Regions from separate parts of the Homo sapiens genome. Here all the other regions are linked to region 1. The links are chromatin contacts, found by Hi-C or POLR2A ChIA-PET in ENCODE. All regions are on one chromosome and are shown on one strand. Each heading gives the region's core, a stretch centred on a gene start or an enhancer-like site at or near the end of the contact. The rest is flanking DNA. Distances are from core to core; before and after follow the strand shown. Region 1 overlaps SINHCAF (SIN3-HDAC complex associated factor). Region 2 overlaps DENND5B-AS1 (DENND5B antisense RNA 1). Region 3 overlaps LOC124902913 (a long non-coding RNA gene).

Region 1 (2,700 bases), core at 175-2,674:
GCCATATGTCACACAAGGACGTTTCGGTCAACCACAGACTGCATATATGATGGTGGTCCCAAAAGATTATGATACCATATTTTTTTGTACCTTTTCTATATTTAGATGCACAGATTCTTACCATTGTATTACAGTTGCCCACGGCATTCAGTACCGTCACACGCTGTATAAGTTTGTTGCCTTGGAACAGTAGGCTATCCCATATAGCCTAGGGGTGTTGTAGGCTATTGCCATCTTGGTTTATGTGAGGACACTGATGTCTGCACAAGGATGCCCAATGATGCATTTCTCAGAATGTGTCCCCATTGTTAAGCAACACATGACTGTACTGAAGCTTTAGGTTTACTCATCTAAGTTTATTTCTAAAACAACTTTAAAAAGATAGTGTTCTGTGGTAATAACTCCTAAAACTATGGACACGAAAGTGATATTAATAATTTTCTTGGCCGGGCACGGTGGCTCACGCCTGTAATCCCAGCACTTTGGGAGGCCGAGACGGGTGGATCACAAGGTCAGGAGATCGAGACCATCCTGGCTAACATGCTGAAACCCTGTCTCTACTAAAAATACAAAAAGTTAGCCGGGTGTGGTGGCGGGCACCTGTAGTCCCAGCTACTAGGGAGGCTGAGGCAGGAGAATCACTTGAACCTGGGAGGCAGAGCTTGCAGTGAGCCTAGATCGCGCCACCGCACTCCAGCCTGGGTGAAAGAGTGAGACTCTGTCTCCAAAAAAAAAAAAATTTTTTTCTTTTATTGTTGCTTTATGTGATAATTTTGTGATAATTTATAGTTAGACCCTCATACATACACACATCCTCTGACTTGTCCATTGGAGTTTAGTTTCTATATTCATTGCCTTTTCATCACCTCTCTTAGTCCGGTTGTTTTGGTGAGCTGGCCCTTGATTTGGATATTCCAAATTACTTTTCCTAAGGTACAGATTTACTGCCAGCTACATATTTGCATCCAGCCCCAGAGCTGTTTTCATTCCTTCCTTGACGTTGAGATTTTTTTTTTTTTTAACAGGAGGACTGCAATTTATTTCACTCTACGTCTCTGGGACATTTGCCTCCCACTGTTACTACTCTCAGGCACAAAGCCTTGTAGAAGAGGTCCACAAACCTCTAACAACTAAGGGGCAGATCAGCGGTCAGACAACATGAGCTCGTTCTTTTTTTGTCTTAATGATAATAAGGAATTATTATTATTAAATTCTAACCTTGGATTTTTGTGAATTTTACATCTTCCCTTCAGCAGTTTCAATTCAGGGGCAAACTTGACTGCTTAGAACTTCCCATTTATCACAGAAGAAATCCCCTCTGAATTCCCATTAGGCAAAGTAGTATGGGCTGATGCATAGTGAGCTAGTTGTGTGCTTAGTATCAAATAGTATTCATGGTAAATGCTCAAAACTTCCCCAGAGGGGAATCACGTTAATGCAAATGTGCAAAATAAAAAGGTGTGTCTTAAATTTAAGGATGCATCCTTAATTGTGTACAGCTTCATTATTTTACAGGATTGTTTGTGGCATTTCTTACTTCAAAACCTGATTTTAAAAAATGCTTCTCTTCCCCATTTTTAGATTGCATGTTTGTTAGGCGAGTTAGGAGGTAGTAGAGTCCTCCTTAAATAACTAGGCTTTTCTTTGTGTTTTATACGCTTGCCTTGATAGTGCCAAGAATGGAGGTCGATCCAGGAGGTCTTCCCTTGAGCTGCCTGCCTGTCTTGGTCATATAACACCAAGTTGCTTGGGGGTGGGGTGGAGCAGAGAGAACTCTTTAATGGTTCCTTGTTACAGCCCTCAACAAAGATATGTCAATTCCCTTGGCTTTACAGACTATTGCCCAGAAGAAAAGATGTTTGGTTTTCACAAGCCAAAGATGTACCGAAGTATAGAGGGCTGCTGTATTTGCAGAGCTAAGTCCTCCAGTTCTCGATTCACTGACAGTAAACGCTATGAAAAGGACTTCCAGAGCTGTTTTGGGTAAGATCACCTGATGTTTGTACTATTCTTAGAGTGAAAAAATACCACAGCATACAGAAATATTTGTAAGCAAGGTGATTGGAACAATGTGCTAATAATAAAAATCACTTATTCTAATTTAGGCTGTGTAAGTCTCCTGCTTTTTAAATGAATCAAACAATGCTGACAGCCTACTTTTTTCCAGATTATGAGGAGCTACCACATTAATCGTGAAGCCCCTTAAAGTTGTAGCTAGACAAACCCTTTTGTTGTTGACTTCCTTTTGTGGTTAATTTTTAAAAAGGCTTTTAAAAAAATTACCCTTGACTGGGTGCAGTGGCTCACACCAGTAATCTGAGAGCATTTTGGGAGGCCGAGGCGGGCGGATCACGAGGTCAAGAGATCGAGACCATCCTGGCCAACATGGTGAAACCCCATCTCTACTAAAAATACAAAAATAAGCTGGGCGTGGTGGTGCACACTTGTAGTCCCAGTTACTCCAGAGGCTGAGGCAGGAGAATCACTTGAACCCAGGAGGCGGAGGTTGTAGTGAGCCGAGATCACGCCACTGCACTCCAGCCTGGCGACAGAATGAGACTCTGTCTCAAAAAAAAAAAAAAAAAAAAAAAATTACGCTTGACCGGGTGCAGTGGCTCACGCTAGTAATCCCAGCACTTTGGGAGGCTGAGGCAGGTGGGTCACTTGAGCCCAGGAGCTTGAAACCAGCCTGGGCAACAT
Region 2 (2,700 bases), core at 171-2,670, 300 kb before region 1:
TATTGTCTGAATGTTTGTGTCTTCCCCAAATTCACATGTTGAAATCCTAACCCCCAATGTGAGGCGTTGGGAGGTAGAGCCTTTGGGAGATGATTAGGTCATGAAGGCGGGTACCTTATCAGTGGGATTAGTGCCTTTATAAAAGAGACCCCAGGAGAACTAGTTCTTTTCTTTTTACCACCTGAGGACACAGTGAGAAGGTGCCATCTATCATCCAGGAAACTAGCCTTCACCAGACAATGAATTTGCTGGTACCTTGGACTACCCAGCCTCCAGACTGCAGTAAATAAATTTCTGTTGTTTATAAGCCACTCAGTTTATGGCATTTTGTCACAGCAGGCCAAACAGACTAAAACAATTAATACACTTAGAATAATATTGCAATACTAAAAGGTGTGGGACCAGTTACAAGTGCCTCTGAATTCAAAGTGGGAAAGAATAGATGAGTGAGATTTCTGTGATTTAAAAGAGGTGTTAGAAATTGCATGTGAAGGCCAGGCTCCATAGCTCATGCCTATAATCCCAACACTTCACAAGGCTGAGGTGGGCAGATCATTTAAGTCTGGGAGTTCAAGACCAGCATGAGCAACACAGCAAAACTCAGTCTCTACAAACAAACAAACAAACAAACAAACAAAGAAACATTAGCCAAGTGTGCTGGTATATGCCTGTGATCCAGCTACTTGGGAGGCTGAGTGGGAGGATCACTTGAACCTGGGAGGTGGAGGCTTCAGTGAGCCATGATTGTGCCTGTACTCTAGCCTAGATGACGGAGTGAGACCTAATCTCAAAAAAAAAAAAAAAAAAAAAGAACAAGAGAAATTGTATGTAGCAGGGGGCATGGTGGCAGGCACCCATAATCCTAGCTACATGGGAGGTTGAGGCAGGAGAATCACTTGAGCTCGGGAAGTGGAGGTTGCAGTGAGCTGAGATCGCACCACTACACTCCAGCCTGGGTGACAGAGTGAGACTCCATCTCAAAAAAAAAAAAAAAAAGAAAAGAAAAAAGAAAAAGAGAGCGAGAGAGAGAAATCACATGTGAAGTCTGTAACAGAGAACTCAGGTTCAAAGTCTGGCATGTGGCCAGAGTTTAAAGATGCTGGATCCAAAATATACTCAGATCAAGACTGATAGTGTTATTCCGTTGGCTACTGGAGTGTTTTCAACCTTAAGGTTTTTAGATGGAATTGAGAAAGATTACAAATTTGTAACATAAAATCAAGTTAATCACTGAGTAGCCAAATTGGTTTTTTTGATGATTGAAAATTATGCAAACTTTGTTTCATTTCTCTTTTTTTACTTTTTTTTTTAAGAAACAAAGTCTCTGTTCTGTCACTCAGGCTGGAGTGCAGTGGTGCGATCATAGCTCACTTCCACCTGCAACTCTGGGCTGAAGCAATCCTCCCACCTCAGTCTCCCTGGTAGCTGGGGTTATAGGCACATGCCATCACACCTGGCTAATCCTTTCAATTTCATAGTTATTTATACTCTTCAGACTATTTTGAATGTATATATGTACAGCATTATATATCTCTAGGATTTTATTCATTGATATATCCCTGGAACATTACCTGGCATATAGTAGGCATTATAAGAATTGTTGAGTAATTAATGAATGTTCATGCATCCATGTATACATATGCATATATGTATAGTTATTCAAATTAGTCTCACTAATAAGTCATTATAATAGTTACAAATTTGAGTGATTTATATAAGAATAGCCATGATTCACAATGCTGATCATCTTTTCTCACAGAAACACACACGGACTTAAGAAAGAAAGGCTTTGAATTACAAAAAGCAATAGATGCCTGTTGTCAATTTTTAACAATATAGAAATATGAAAAATAACAAATGGAAGCTGTTCAGATGTTTTCATGCACAAACATGTATACAGTTTATTTTTAACACAAAAATAGGAACTATATATTTTTCTTTTCTTGCTTTTTTTTTTTTTGAGATGGAGTCTCATTCTGTTGCCCAGGCTGGAGTGCAGTGTCACGATCTCAGCTCACTGCAACCCTCCATCTCCCAGATTCAAGTGATTCTTCTGACTCAGCCTCCCAAGTAGCTGGGACTATAAGTGCGCACCACCAAGCCTGGCTAATTTTTTGTAATTTTAATAGAGACGAGGTTTCACCATATTGGCCAGGCTGGTCTTGAACTCCTGACCTCAAGTGATCCGCCCACCTCAGCCTCCCAAAGTGTTGGGATTATGGGTGTGAGCCACCACACCCAGCTGTCTTTTCTTGCCTTTTATATTCAGCCATATATTAGATATTTTTTCCATCAGTGTAACCTCATTCTTAGCATGCATTGTATCAGATATACCAGAATCTATTTAACCACTTCATTTTTTGTCTTTTTTATTTTTATTTAAAATTTTTTTTTATATTTTTTACTTTTTATTTTTAATATAGGCAGAGTTCCATCATGTTGCCCAGACTGGTCTTGAACTCCTAGGCTCAAAGGAACCTCCTGCCTCCCAGAGTGCTGGGATTACAGATGTGAGCCACCACACCCAGCTAACTGCTTCCTATTTCCTATTGGTAGGAATAAGATTGTTTCCACTTTTAAATATAATGAGCAATGTTTCAGGGGACGTTGTACACATATTCTTTACTTGCATATTTCTGTAGGAGAAAGTCTGAGATGCAGAATTGATGAATCAGAGGGTATGAGTATTCTAACTTTTGA
Region 3 (2,700 bases), core at 87-2,586, 340 kb before region 1:
TTAATATATTTTTGCAATTGGTGGCTGTTTTCATGTATTAGAAAATCTGCAGTCAAGAAAGGCCTGCTGCCCCGGCACAGTGGCTCACGCCTGTAATCCTAGCACTCTGGGAGGCTGAGATGGGTGGATCACCTGAGGTCAGAAGTTCAAGACCAGCCTGGCCAACATAGTGAAACCCTGTCTCTACTAAAAATACAAAAATTAGCTGGGCATGGTGGCACAGGCCTGTAGTCCCAGCTATTCAGGAGGCTGAGGCAGGAGAATCACTTGAACCTGAGAGGCAGAGGTTGCAGTGAGCCGAGATTGCACCACTGAGCTCCAGCTGGGGCGACAGAGTGAGACTCTGTCTAAGAAAAAAAAAAAAGGAAGAGAAGAAAGAAAGAAAGAAAGAGAAAGAAAAAAGAAAGAGAGGAAGGAGGGAGGGAAGGAAAGAAATATTTGAAAATTGTGAAATGAAATTAAACATTTGATTATCCATTTTAATTCTCTGGAAATGGAAATCCCCATAACATGTAAACTCACATAGAGTATATAAATCCAACTTTTTCACTTGATTTTCAGAAATACTGTGCATATGTGCAAAAGTAAAGGCATGGTCTGGCCGGGCACGGTGGCCCATGCCTGTAATCCCAGCACTTTGGGAGGCAGAGGCGGGTGGATCACTTGAAGTCTGGAGTTCAAGACCAGCCTGGCCAATATGGTGAAACCTCGTCTCTACCAAAAATACAAAAATTAGCCGGGCTTGATGGTGGGCGCCTGTAGTCCTACCTACTCCGGAGGCTGAGGCAGGAGAATTGCTTGAACCTCGGAGACGGAGGTTGCAGTGAGCCGAAATCGCCACTGCACTCCAGCCTGGGCGACAGAGCAAGACTCTGTCTCAACCAGCCAACCAACCAACCAACTAACCAACCAACCAACCAACCAACCAAAGAATAAAGGCATGGCTGGCACAAAGCCAGGAAGCACGCCTGGCCGGGTGGCTCCCCACATTGGCCACCAGGGGGCACCATCATCTCATAACTGTCTGGCTCTGGGACCTACACATGCGAGAGAGGAATTTTTTAGTGCGGTTTGAGAAGGAATAAGCAACCTGCTGTTTAATGTGTTCATTCAATGGGTCTTTTACAAATTGCTATTTGTAACCTAGAGCGTGCCAGTTATTTAGGATATAATTAGGTTTTTGCTGTTTCACTAACATACCTCACATACCTCGTATAAATGCTTTTTTTTTTTTTAACACACCTCTATACTAAAGAGGAAAATGCTTTTAAATGTAATCTTGAGGTTAATTGACTCTCACTTCTCCTTTCTCTGAAGGGCCTGCAGAACTCTTTCAGTTCTGACGTGGCCCCAGTAGTTTTTTGGTTTTATTTTTTTGAGATAGGGACTCTCTCACCCAGGCTGGGGTACAGTGGCACGATCATAGCTCACTGCAGCCTCTGCCTCCCAGGCTCAAGTGATCCTCCCTCCTCAGCCTCTTGAGTAGCTGGGGCTAAAGGCATGCGCCATCACGCCCAGCTAAGCTTTGTTTGTTTGTTTTTTGTTTGTTTGTTTGTTTGTTTGTTTTAGAGACAGGGTTTCACTATGTAGCCCAGGCTGATCTTGAACTTCTGAGCTCAAGCAATCGGTCCACCTTGGCCTCTCGAAGTGCTGGGATTACAGGCGTGAGCCACCTGGTCGTTTTTTGTTTTTTTTTTTTTTGAGATAGAGTCTCACCCTGTCGCCCAGGCTGGGGTGCAATGGTGAGATCTCGTCTGACTACAATCTCTACCTACTGGGTTCAAATGATTCTCCTGCCTCAGCCTCCCGAGTAGCTGGGATTACAGGTGCCTGCCACCATGCCCAGCTATTTTTTTTGTATTTTTAGTACAGACGGGGTTTCACCATGTTGGCCAGGCTGGTCTTGAACTCCTGACCTCGTGATCCGCCCGCCTCAGCCTCCCAAAGTGCTGGGATTACGGCGTGAGCCACCACGCCTGGTTACCACCTAGTAGTTTTTATCTGGTGACATCTCATCTCTTTGAAATCTGAAACACCAAATCTAAGTAAGAATCTGACTTTAGATTTTGATGTCTTTAAATTAGATAAACTAGCTGGACGCGGTAGTTCAAGCCTATGATCGCAGCACTTTGGGAGGCCAAAGTGAGAGGATCGCTTGAGTCCAGGAGTTCAAGACCAGCATGGGCAACATGACAAAACCCCTCTCAATAAATAAAATAAAAATAAAAGAATACAAATAAATAACTAAATTAGGTAAACTGTTGCACTTAATATTTATCTGAGCCAGTGGTGTTTATGTCAAGATGGGGTCAGATTCTAGACTAAATCAAACTCTCAGACAAGAAAATGGCCTCTTGCCCTGTCATGCTCTCTGTCATGTTATGCTGCGGTAAGAAGGCCCTCACCAGATGCAGCCCAACAGCTGTGGACTTTCAAACCTCCAGAACTGTAAGAAATACGTTTATTTTTAAAATAAATTTAAAAGGCTGGGCATGGTGGCTCATGCCTGTAATCCCAGCACTTTGGGAGGCCGAGGTGGGTGGATCACCTGAGGTTAGGAGTTTGAGACCAGCCTGGCCAACATGGTGAAGCCCCATCTCTACTAAAAATACAAAAATCAGCCAGGCGGGGTGGCACGAAGCCTGTAATCCCAGCTACTCGGGAGGCTGAGGCAGGAGAATCGCTTGAACCTGGGAGGCA

What was found. Hi-C counts contacts between places; a loop is a spot of excess contacts on that map. ChIA-PET counts read pairs that join two places held with the same protein, here RNA polymerase II (POLR2A). Pooled maps may share reads with other maps.
Region 2: a pooled map shows a loop between it and region 1 (3-fold over the local background). The contact joins two enhancer-like sites. A Hi-C loop is called at or near these places in 3 of 50 pooled maps. POLR2A ChIA-PET finds 5 or more read pairs at or near these places in 4 of 52 experiments (PC-9, WTC11, activated B cell and 1 more).
Region 3: a pooled map shows a loop between it and region 1 (7-fold over the local background). The contact joins two enhancer-like sites. A Hi-C loop is called at or near these places in 1 of 37 single-sample maps with no recorded cell type and 4 of 50 pooled maps. POLR2A ChIA-PET finds 5 or more read pairs at or near these places in 4 of 52 experiments (AG04450, OCI-LY7, WTC11 and 1 more).

Annotation. Positions count from the first base shown.
Region 1 is chr12:31,297,360-31,300,059 of GRCh38, reverse strand. It overlaps SINHCAF (SIN3-HDAC complex associated factor), which reads left to right. Exons shown (of 6, transcript NM_001135812.2): 2 at 1,836-1,983. The coding sequence starts at 1,856. Among named protein-coding and RNA genes, the nearest start is that of FLJ13224, 26 kb to the left of the region's middle. Within about 2 kb of position 1,424, at least 2 of the 41 ENCODE cell types and tissues checked have a DNase peak (open chromatin) inside an H3K27ac peak, as active enhancers do.
Region 2 is chr12:31,602,316-31,605,015 of GRCh38, reverse strand. The region is part of intron 2 of DENND5B-AS1 (DENND5B antisense RNA 1); the gene reads right to left. Among named protein-coding and RNA genes, the nearest start is that of DENND5B, 13 kb to the right of the region's middle. Within about 2 kb of position 1,420, at least 3 of the 41 ENCODE cell types and tissues checked have a DNase peak (open chromatin) inside an H3K27ac peak, as active enhancers do.
Region 3 is chr12:31,635,132-31,637,831 of GRCh38, reverse strand. All of the region lies in intron 1 of LOC124902913 (a long non-coding RNA gene), which reads left to right. Among named protein-coding and RNA genes, the nearest start is that of ETFBKMT, 23 kb to the left of the region's middle. Within about 2 kb of position 1,336, at least 4 of the 41 ENCODE cell types and tissues checked have a DNase peak (open chromatin) inside an H3K27ac peak, as active enhancers do.